2 separate regions of the Homo sapiens genome follow, and region 1 is linked to region 2. The links are chromatin contacts, found by Hi-C in ENCODE. All regions are on one chromosome and are shown on one strand. Each heading gives the region's core, a stretch centred on a gene start or an enhancer-like site at or near the end of the contact. The rest is flanking DNA. Distances are from core to core; before and after follow the strand shown. Region 1 holds the start of CYSLTR1 (cysteinyl leukotriene receptor 1). Region 2 holds the start of ABCB7 (ATP binding cassette subfamily B member 7).

Evidence for each region. A loop is a pair of places that touch in the nucleus more often than their neighbours do. Pooled maps may share reads with other maps.
Region 1: a loop to region 2 is called in a map of naive thymus-derived CD4-positive, alpha-beta T cell, with 10 times the contacts of the local background. The contact joins the promoter of CYSLTR1 here to the promoter of ABCB7 in region 2. A Hi-C loop is called at or near these places in 1 of 168 maps with a recorded cell type or tissue (naive thymus-derived CD4-positive, alpha-beta T cell), 2 of 37 single-sample maps with no recorded cell type and 6 of 50 pooled maps.

What each region holds. Positions count from the first base shown.
Region 1 is chrX:78,325,353-78,330,530 of GRCh38, forward strand. It overlaps CYSLTR1 (cysteinyl leukotriene receptor 1), which reads right to left and starts at 2,259. Exons shown (of 3, transcript NM_006639.4): 1 at 1,953-2,259. RefSeq lists an enhancer at 2,431-2,480.
Region 2 is chrX:75,154,658-75,160,543 of GRCh38, forward strand. It overlaps ABCB7 (ATP binding cassette subfamily B member 7), which reads right to left and starts at 1,626. Exons shown (of 16, transcript NM_001271696.3): 1 at 1,448-1,626. The coding sequence starts at 1,615. It also overlaps a transcript of UPRT not described here. RefSeq lists an enhancer at 1,307-1,736.

The DNA of each region.
Region 1 (5,178 bases), core at 1,009-3,508, 3.2 Mb after region 2:
AGTTTTGTTATATGTTTATCCACCTGGAATGAATGGAATTTAAACAAAATCCTTCTGATGGTGGTTTGTATTTTCAAGTCGCTTTCAGATTTTATATTTATCATTTTAAGAGATTTAGAAAATATTCCTATCAGCTCATTACTGCATTAGATACACAAAGGAACCAAGAAATACTAATGGCTGTTAACTTGCCAGAGAACACCCAGTTGTTTACATGTCAAAACAAGGGTGAACTCCCAGTTATCCCAGTTACCCCGTTTCTCTCCCATTGAAATCCATGCAGCAAGATAGTTTAGAGCAGCCACTGTTAGGTGTTAGGAACATGAGAATAACAAAATGGACCAAAGTAGAGGTCCATACAGGGCAATGTTATTTGGGAGATTATGATAGTTACCATTCATAGTATTGAATTCACAAGGTTGGGTATGTACCTTAAGAATCAGCACCTTCCCTTTATTATCCTTTATTATTGGTCAATTATACTGAAAATACAAATTTATAATTTTCTATACTGTGGAAGAGTCTTGCTTTTATGACAGATAAATAGTTTCTAAATGCATCAAAATTTCATTAAGGGGAGGTAGTAGAAAATGAGAATTGATGATTCTTGATTAGGAATACACTAACATGCTAGATTAAGTCTAAAAGCAAATAGCAAACTTTTCTTAACCTACCATTATCTGTGTGCTTACTGGCTCCCAAACTGACTTATTTTATTTGGAGGAACCCTGATTGGCTGGTGTAGTCAATACTTAGGGGAACTGGGGAAAATTTTTTTATCATGGATGAATGTAAATATAGCACTTGAGGTTGTTTATGATGTAAAAACAGATAGCTTTTAGTTCTAATTGAGCCATTAATAGTAAAACAACAACAGAAAACATTTCTGAATGATTAAGACTTCTGTAATAAAGTTAAAATTGTCTTGTAACAAATTTTCCTAATGTATTTTAAATGTAATACAGTCCTTTGTATTTTATAATGCATTGTAAAAATATAAATATTTTTGTTTTTAAAACAGTGTACAATCTAGTCCAGATTTAGTTACAATTTCTTTTAAAATAATCATTTGTTAGACATATGGTATCATAGTTTCTCTCTAGGTTTCAAAATAATCAGAATACTGGAAAGCAGAACCACTGAATTCAGTAGGTGGAACTTACAAACCCATTTGTTTCCTCTTGAAAACAGCCTTTTTTGTCGCTAAGTAGAAAAATGTTCCTGGCTAAAGATTTTATTAAAATGTATGAATCTTTGGCTCTGTGTAAACTTAGTCTACACCAGATGTGTCTGAGTTACTAAATAGATCATGCAATTTTCTTCTATTCATTTATAGTTGAGAGAGCTTTATTTTTACAGTCTCTGGCCAGAACTGGCCATTTTCTAGTTGTACGGTGTGTTTCAAGAAAATTTTTTAGCCTCTCTGAGTCAATTTTCTCATTCATAAACATGGACAGTAACACCTACCTTGTCTAAATTATAGGATGTTGAAAGGTTCAGGTGGGATAACAAATGTGAAACTACCTTGTGAAAATTTTACTCTCCACTGGTTTACCTTCAGTAATTACTACATATTTATTTTCCATATTGAAGGAAAATGTCACTACATTAGAGAAACTCCACTGAACCCTCAAAATGGGGATTTGAAAATGTATCTTACATTTCTGGCTTAAATTACAAAGGCACAGGAGGTTTGCGGAGTGTGTCTCCTCTGTATTTTGCCACGTTGAGCCCTAGCAGAAGCACTGAGCAATATTTGTTGACAGACTGATCATATTATCAGATTTCTGGCTAAGAAATAAAGCAGAAAGAATTCATACTAGCACCCAAACTTAAAGCAGGCAAGGCAGATAACTTATCCCCAAACTCCTGGGAATTTGCTAAAATTTACCATCAGCAACATTTTACTACATACTGTTCTGGTCTTAGTACTGAATACTGAGTCTCCTTACCTGCTAACTTCAAGGTCCACAGTTTACTGTCCTTTTGCGTTTGTTCTCAGAAGCAAGCTCCAAGTCTTCAGTAAATTCGATCTACCAGTCCTTGCAATTAATCCTTGTTGGCGAGCTGCACAGTATCTTGATACCCTGTAGGGTCGTAAAAGCACAGTCCATTCACAGAGTGCCTGCTCTATAGGCAAGCTTCTTTGCAAAGATGGGTTGCTGCTATTTTTAAGAGGGGAGAGAGCAGGGCACATTTGCTAGCCAATATATACAGATATACAGATTCTTCTTCCTCTTTCAGATTAGCCTTCAAACTGTTAAAGCACTCCCGGAGTCTGACTTCTCTGGTGCAAAGTGGGGGAGGGGAAGGGTCAAAGAGGAAGGAAGAATAGAAACTGGAGACTTGCAGGTTGCGTGTATGTATAAATAAACTTTTCTTCCTAGCTTCAGGAATAGAATTCTCAGGAAATTATTCAGCTGCTCTAAGATGGGAAGCAGGGACGAGTGTTCTCTCTTCAGCTTAGTTCTCTGTGATTTCTGTGACTGTGAGGTCATTAGACTATTTGTAGGTGGGGAAAGATAATCCTGCCAGTATATGCTAATATAACTGGCATTATGTGAAACTTGATCTTAAGTAACATAAATTTCATCTCTCCGTTTCTCTCTCTCTCTCCTTAATGACACTTGTGGCTCTATCCACATTCTAAAAAGCCTTTTCCTTTCTGGTTCCTTTTTGAGCTTTGTTTCCTGAAATCTTCATAACAATAAATTGCCTCCATTGGATTAAAACTGTTGTTTTCTTTTTTTGTCCCACTGAAGATGATCTGGAATGACTGGGCTTGCTGTCAATGGTCCTGTGTTGGAAATTTGGGGGATCAGGCAAGTGTTCTTGGCCTTTGGCTAGGCTCTGAGGTGTTAGAGCTGTGGGGTGCTCAATATGGCTTCTGGAGAAAAGGGACATAGCAGTCTGGTATGTGCTGATTGAAGCCTGGGGCAGCACTTTGATGTTAAAAACCAAATTGGTAAGATCATGATGTGAATTTGTTACATCAATTATCTTGAGTTATATTAAGAAGATTCTATATGGAGATGGGCATAAATATGTTGATGTTAACACTTTGTAAACATGCCCCATAACTAACAACTAGTTTTAGGTACTTGTAAAATATGAGCCCAGCAGTAGCCTTCTGGCTTGCTACCTGCTGTAGGAACAAAGTCATTTACTCAAATTTTGTATCTTTAGGTACAAGAATTACCTCACAACCAACCTGGGACAATCGCTTTAAGGCCCTTGAATCTTTATCTCTTTTCACAGAGTTCTGGATTGTGGTGGTGATGGTGATAGTTGGAGGAAAAGGCTATCCAACCACATTTGAAGGGATGTTAACATTTGGATTCAAGACTAGACTTTCTAATCCTCTCCTAGGGAGTTTTAGTAACTAAACTGACATTCAAACTAGTATTTCTTCAACTGAGTTTGGATCCCCAAATATCTACAGGAAAATTTATAAGTGAGACACAGAGTGAATTATCACTTTTCCTCCAGTCTGAAATGTTACAGCCATTTTGAGCTACAGTGGAAGGGCAATTCATACTCAGGAAATGAAGAAAAGAGAAAGGAGCTAGATCCTTTGTGGGGATAAGAGAGATCAGATTGTTACTGTGTCTATGTAGAAAAGGAAGACACAAGAAATTCCATTTTGATCTGTACCAGGAAAAATTGTTTCTGCTTTGATACCATACCCCAGCACAACACCCGTAAAGGGTCTCTGCTGAGGAGGAGTAGTGAAAGAGGGAGGTCTCTTTGCAGTTGAGATAAGAGGAAGGCTTCTGTCTCCTGCTCCTCCCTGGGAATGGAATGTCTCCTGTAAAGCCAACCATTCCCATTCTTTCTATTCTGAGATAGGATAAAACCGCCCTGTGGCTAGAGGCGAGATATGCTGGCAGAAATACTGCTCTGTTACTCTTTGCTACACTGAGGTGTTTGTATAAAGTGAAACATAAATCTGGCCTACATGCACATCCAGGCACAGTACCTTTCCTTGAATTTATGCATGATACAGATCCTTTGCTCACGTTTTCCTGCTGACCTTCTCCCCACCTGTTGCTCTGCTACACTCCCCTTGCCAAGATAGTAAAAATAATGATCAATAAATACTGAGGGAACTCAGAGACCAGCGCTGGTGCAGGTCCTCACATGCTGAGGCTGCCGGTCCCCTGGGCCCACTGTTCTTTCTCTATACTTTGTCTCTGTGTCATTTCTTTTCTCAGTCTCTCGTACCACCTGATGAGAAATACCCACAGGCGTGGAGGGGCAGGCCCCCTTCAATCCTTGAGCTTCAAGTTGGCACCGAAATAGCTGTGGCAGAGAGGGTGTTTCCTGTGGTTCTTCTTTGTGCTCCCCTACCTGTTTCTTTCATTAGCTAATTTTCTGTTCTTGAGCAATGGGGAAGGCAGTGATTCACCCATTCCCAAATGGGTCTTTGCCTTGTACAGCTGGATCAATTTACACCACATTTGCTATAAATGACATCAGACTCCTTGTCTCCTTGCTTCATCTCTTTATCTTTTCTCTTCCCATCCATCCATCTTCATTACATATCTACTCTCACATTCTCTTTCACTTTAGGAAAGGTTGAAGTGCCCAGAATGATACCTGTCTGCTGCTGTCTCTCTACTCTTGCTCATTTTCCCAGACTCCTTCAGTTCTTACTTTCTTATTGAGGTAAGGAAGACCAAATAGGGAGTGGTGAGGGAGAGGGGGGATAACATGTAGTTGGATGGGAAATCTGTCTCAATGAAGTAAGACTTGGGTAGCAAGATAAAGAATTTTCAGTCACAACAGCGTTCACACGTAAGTGACAGGATTCATAGCTTATGTGGACTCAGAGCTGAAAGAGGTAATGAAAAATCATCATCTGGTTCAGACTTTATATTAAATTGAATTTGTGAGGGTATGACATGTCTGATTCATCATTGTGTCCTCAGCTGTTAGCTCATTGCCTTGTTTGGTTTGTTGAATAAATAAATCTAGTCCAACCCTTTCATATTATAGATGAAAAAGCAGGCTAGAAAGAGGCTCTCTCAAGATGCCATTATTTTACCACAAAATCAAAAATAGTAATTTTTCTTTCTCCAGGACTGAAATTTTTTCACAGCCAATACTAATTGCACTTTGGAAGGGTAAAGAGCATGACTATACTCAAAGCCCAGCTCTATACAGACATATATGCTT
Region 2 (5,886 bases), core at 376-2,875:
TAACTTCTAATTTTTCAGCTCTTGCCTTAGATATCAGTTACTTAAGGCAATCTTCACTACCTTACAATTAGACTTAATACCCCTCACATATACTGTCCCATACCTTGTACCTTTCCCATTATTACACAGCTCCACTATATTTTAATTGCCGATTAATTTACATATTTCCCACTAGATTTTAAGCTCTTTAAAGACAGGACTTATATTTTGTTTGCTCCTGTAGAGGTGTTCAATAATTACTGAATGAATTATAAATGTCATTCCATCAGCCTTCCACATGCTTAGTGTCATTCCCTATTCTCCCTGTTCAGAACATTCTCCCCAGTTCTATCACCAGCATGAAATACTCTTTATAACCTGGTCCTTAATTATCACTATTTCCTCTGGATGCCTATAGCCTTTATTGTACATACTATTCATTTGCTAATTAACCCACCACTGTGTTTTTCAGTTATTTTTGTAATGCATAGATCCAATCTCCTTAACTAAACTGTACAATCCTTGAAGGCATAACTGTATGTCTCTCTTAGTACCCTATCATCTAGCACAGGGCTATGTACAAGGTAGACGTTAAATATTTGTAGATGAAGAATCAAAATTTAAGAGGTTGTTTCTCATACAAAACTGACAATATTTTAAAGTGATAGTGATAAATACGTGGTGGCAATTAAACCTCTTGTCAATACACAGAAAATAAAAAGATATACTTTAGTACAGTTAAGTACAAATAATTTTTTAAAAAACCGTTCCTGAGTGAGAGGTAATAATGGACTCAAATTTTAGGAGGCACTACAACCATAGCTACATTCATAAGTTAAGGATAAGTAGCCTATGGCTTCCAAAATGACCTGTGCACAGAGAACATCACTGTATTTTTCAGATCTAGGACAGTCATATTTATACAAGAATTTAGGGCGGTCTATGTTTTGGAAAGATAGTTACGGTTTTGGCCTATCAAGAAGCACGCCTGTCAGCAAGGGAGTTAACTGGCGCCACCTGTTTATAGATAGCTTGCTGTCATTACAGTGCTCTCCGAATTGCTAATTCCAACTGAGTAAAATCTGAACCACAGATAAACTGTCCCAAATTCCATTACTAATTGGGGAAAATAATCCAGTCTTCCTCGTCTTTAGAAAGGCAAGCAGGCTGGGAATGGTGTCTACCCCAACTCTTAATATGAGAGAAAAACTATGACTCCGAGAGCCTCCAGCGCTCCAGGTGTCCTCTGCCCAGAACCTCCTGCCCCGTTTCCCTTTGCTGAACTCAAAGGTTTTCTTCTTCGCCCTTTCCTCAAATTACTGACGTTAATTTCCTTCACTTACTGCTGCTCCCAGTTAGCCATGACTTTCTTCTTGGTGCTCTCTCTGCCCCGAGGTCAGGAGGGCAACCTTTTCCCTACAGGTCCCCTTGCCCTTCACCCTATTCTTCCATGTCAGTGGCATCTCACCTGGTAGGCTCGAGCGGTTCCCAAGGCGCCGAGTTGATGTGGCCTCCACTGCGGACCTGAGCCGCTAACAGAGACTAAAGGCCGGATCAGAATCGCGGAGTGCCGGCGCTTTTCGAAAGCAGCCGCCGCGGCCGCCCAGCGCCAAGAATGCATCGCGAGCAGCGCCATCTTGAGCGAGGAAAGAGGAACCGAGAGAAGAGGATTATGGGACACTGGCGGACTGAATTCGGCTACCTTAATTGTCTCTCCTCTTCTTGTTTTCCCAGGGCCCCAGACCGGAAATGGATTCTGTTTGAAGATTCGGATGCATTCGCACAGCCTCTTTTATTTGTTTTTCCTTAGGGCCGAGCTTTGATTGTTTTCCTTACACAACCGGGAATATTGGAGTAACACTGTATTTTTCTCTTTTCCTGGAGTTGCCAGATGAAATACAGGATGCCTACCTAGTTAAGTTTCAATTTTACATAAACAACGAATCATCTCTTCGTGCGTGTGTCCCAAATATTGTATCTGCTAAATCTGTCAACCCCATCTTGTCTCTCATAATACTCTCTTACCTCCTCCAACTCAATGTCACGCTCCCCTCTCTCCATTTTCCCTATGCATATTCTTATCTTCACTCCCTTCTGAATTAAGGAAAGATTAAACTACAGACGTTAATTTCCCCTGGGAGGAGGCTTCAGCTGTAAGATTTACTGCTTTTCTGTCCTGTAAGGACTTTAACTTTGCTGATTGTTCTCTGTTGCGCAAACCTTGGGGCAGTTTTCCTTTGGTCTGTTGCTCGTGGGACAGTCTCACACACACACACACACACACACACACAGAGAGACTACAGACATCTTTACTAATTTTGTCACTCTTTCTAGCTCTTCGCTTTGGTTTTTGCAGCGTCCCTAATTCTTGAAAAATCGCTTAGGTTGGCTGAAGGGTGGTAAAGTGAAATGTATGGAGAGAAGACCATGTTTAAAGACAGGCTTATATTCTTTTGTCACCACTATTATCAAACAAAATGTCAAAATATGTTTACAGTTATCTAGGAAACTGCATTTCCAGTTGTAAATGTTACCTGAAACCCCGGAGACAATAATGCAGTTGCAATTTTATATTCACTGCTGCATTCTCCAACTTTTCACACAAAAGAGACAAATAATTATGGACTTCTTATGAAGAGGTACTTTGGACTAGTAAGTCTGATAAAGAAAAACAGAAATCTGTAGCCCATGCAGTTAGCTTTTTTGTTCTGGGATTCATTCAAGGGGATGCTTGAGCTAGTTATTTAAAGAAAAATAGAATTCAAGTTGAAGAGGTTGACTGGAATTACACGTAAAGAAGATGACATGTTAAAAGCAAGAAGGCATAAGAAAATATTTTCAGGTTCAGGAGTCTATGGAGTTTGGGAAAGTAGTAGGAGGTTAACCTGAGTGAACAGAGACCTGATGGTAAAGGGCCTTCTATTTCATTCTAAGAAGTTAATACTTTATCCTATAACCAGTGAAGAGTTTTAATCAGGAGAGTAACATGATCAGATTTATATGTCCATTAAGCTACTCTGGCTTAAGTGAGAAGGTTGGATTGGACGGAGTTCATATTGAAGTCATGAAGTTAATGCAATAGTTCAGTCATAAAATAAAGGCCTCAACCTAGCAGTAGCAGTGGCAGTAGATCGATTGCAGGGCAATTAGGAGATGGAATTGGCAAGACTTAGTGACTAATTGGATGTTTCTAGCTTATTATTGTATTGTTGACAGTAGATCAGTAATGGCTTCATATTAATGACTATATTGTCATCAACAAATATTTATTCAGCATCTATTCTGTGTTAGACAGCTACAGTATACATTAGAGAAACTCTAGACTCTACTAATGATTTCTCTTAGGGCTGAATATTGCCACTGAATCTTACCACCCAGTTGTAAAGTCTTTGAATGGAGCCAAATTATTTTTTTCCAAAAGTAGTGCTCATTGTAAGCCAACTGTTTTGATCAAAAAGTGTGAATAACATTGAAATACCCAAGTTGTTACTCTATGATGAGCTAAAGTGAGGCAAATATTTATTTGCCAAATAAGCCGAAGAAAATTTCCAGGGCACCCAGAAATAGAACGTGAGGCATAATAAGAGTTGCACACTGCTGGGGAAGAGCAGCAACAAAAAGGCCAACTCAGCCTGTAATAACTTGACACATAACTGTCTGACATAAATTAAAGAGACAGAGGTATACACAATAAAAGCTGCTATAAATAGCTGCTACAACCACAGATCACATGATAGCACTTTATGTATGCAATAATTAAATGTGTATAGTATTTTGTAACTTACAATCCGCTTTGTCATACCTTATTTCATTTAGTCCTCACATCGACCATGGAAGATAGGTATTATTTATTAATATGCCCATATTTATGAGGAAACTGAGGCTAAGAAAAGTTGTGACTAGGTCAGAGGCCACAGAGCTAATGGGATGGAGACCAAACCTAGGTTTTATGACTCCAAACATAGTGCTCTTTTCACTTAATAACACCTGAAATGTGGAAGAAACACTTGAGCAATTTAAGAAGGCCACAGTGGTCTTCTGTTTCTAAAAAATACCAGAACTTATTCTCACCTCAGGACCTTTCCACTTGCTTTCCCCTCTACCAGGAATATCTTTCCTGTAGATTTTTAAATGACTTTTTCTTATCTTTCAGGTCTCAAAACAAATGTCACCTGCTTAGAGAAGCTTTCCAAGAGAACCTTATCTGAAGAGGCCACCCCCTGTCCCCACCACTCTGTATCACCATTGCCTTGTGTTATTTCCCTTAAAATCTTGCTATTCCAATGTGATCCATGGACCACTAGCATTGGCATTACTTGAGAGGTTGTTAGAACTGCAGAATCTTTTTTAGCTATTTTGAACTATACAGTAAGTTGTTGTTAACTATAGTCACCTGCCCTACTGTACTATAGAACACTAGATATTACTCCTTCTAACTACATTTTTGTACCCATTGACCAACCTCTTTTCATTGTCCCCTCCCTTCTGCTCTTCTTACCTTCTGATAACCACTATTCTACCCTCTACCTTCATGAGATATACTTTTTTAGCTCCCACATATGAGTGAGAACATGTGGTATTTGTCTTTTTGTACCTGGCTTATTTCACTTAGCATGATGACCTTCAGTTCCATCAATGTTGCTGCAAATGACAGGATTTCATTGTTTTATGGCTGAACAATATTTTATTGTGTATGTACACCACATTTGGAAGAAAGAGAATGTTCCCAACATAAAGAAAAGCTAAATGTTTCTTTATTTGATTATTACCTTGTTGTATATATTGTTTATGATATCATATGCATCATGTATCAAAATATCACATGTACTTCAACAATATGTACAGCTATTACATAGCAATAAAAAAAGAAATGCAGAATCTCAAGCCCGATGCCAGACTTAAATATTCAAAATCCGAATTTTAATTAGAATGCCTCAGGTTGTTCATATGCACATTCAAGTCTGAGAGGCACTTTTAGAGCACGTATCACTTTCTGAAACTAACTTATTTTCCATGTACTTTTAACATTTGGAAATATTGAATCATAACTGAAAATTACAAAGAAAAACGTAATCACCATGTACCTACAACCCAGCTTAGTCATAGCTTAAGATTTTATGATACTTGCCTTAAATTTTTTTTTTTTTTTTTTTTTTTTGAGATGGAGTCTCACTCAGTTGCTCAGGCTGGAGTGCAGTGGCACAATCTCAGCTCACTGCAACTTTCGCCTCCCGGGTTCAAGCGATTCTCCTGCCTCAGCCTCCTGAGTAGCTGGGACTACAGGTGCATGCCACCACGCCCGGCTAATTTTTTGTATTTTTAGTAGAGACGGGGTTTCACCGAGGATTGTCTTGATCTCCTGACCTCGTGATCCACCTGCCTCGGCCTCCCAAAGTGCTGGGATTACAGGCGTGAACCTCTATGCCCAGCCTGCCTTAGATCTTAAAAATAATGACTTAGTTGAAGATCCCGGCATTGCCCTTCTCTAATCCTAGTCTCTTTATCCTTGTGGATTTATTTCTGTTTTATTCTTTTATGTTATTTTGGTGGAGTCTGTAAGGAAGAGGCGATAAATAGGTTTGATTTTCCTCTTCGTTTTCTAACCTCTAGACATTTCCTTTGTTTGCTTTCAAGCTCAACTATGCATTTTTTAAAAACTTTGGGGCTTTTTGTTGCTACTTTTAACCAACTTGTCTGTGTTTGGAGTCTGTAGGGTAGTGTCTCTTACATGTTGTCAGTTAGCCCTCTTGTCTCTATTGTATACCTCTTAACCTGGTTTACACTTTAAAAAATGCAGCCCAAAATTACCCTTCCCCCAAAATAAGGTGCATTGCATAAAGATGTTTATATCAGTGTTATTAATAATAGCAACTTTTTCTGTCGTTTTACTTTATTTGTTTATTTATT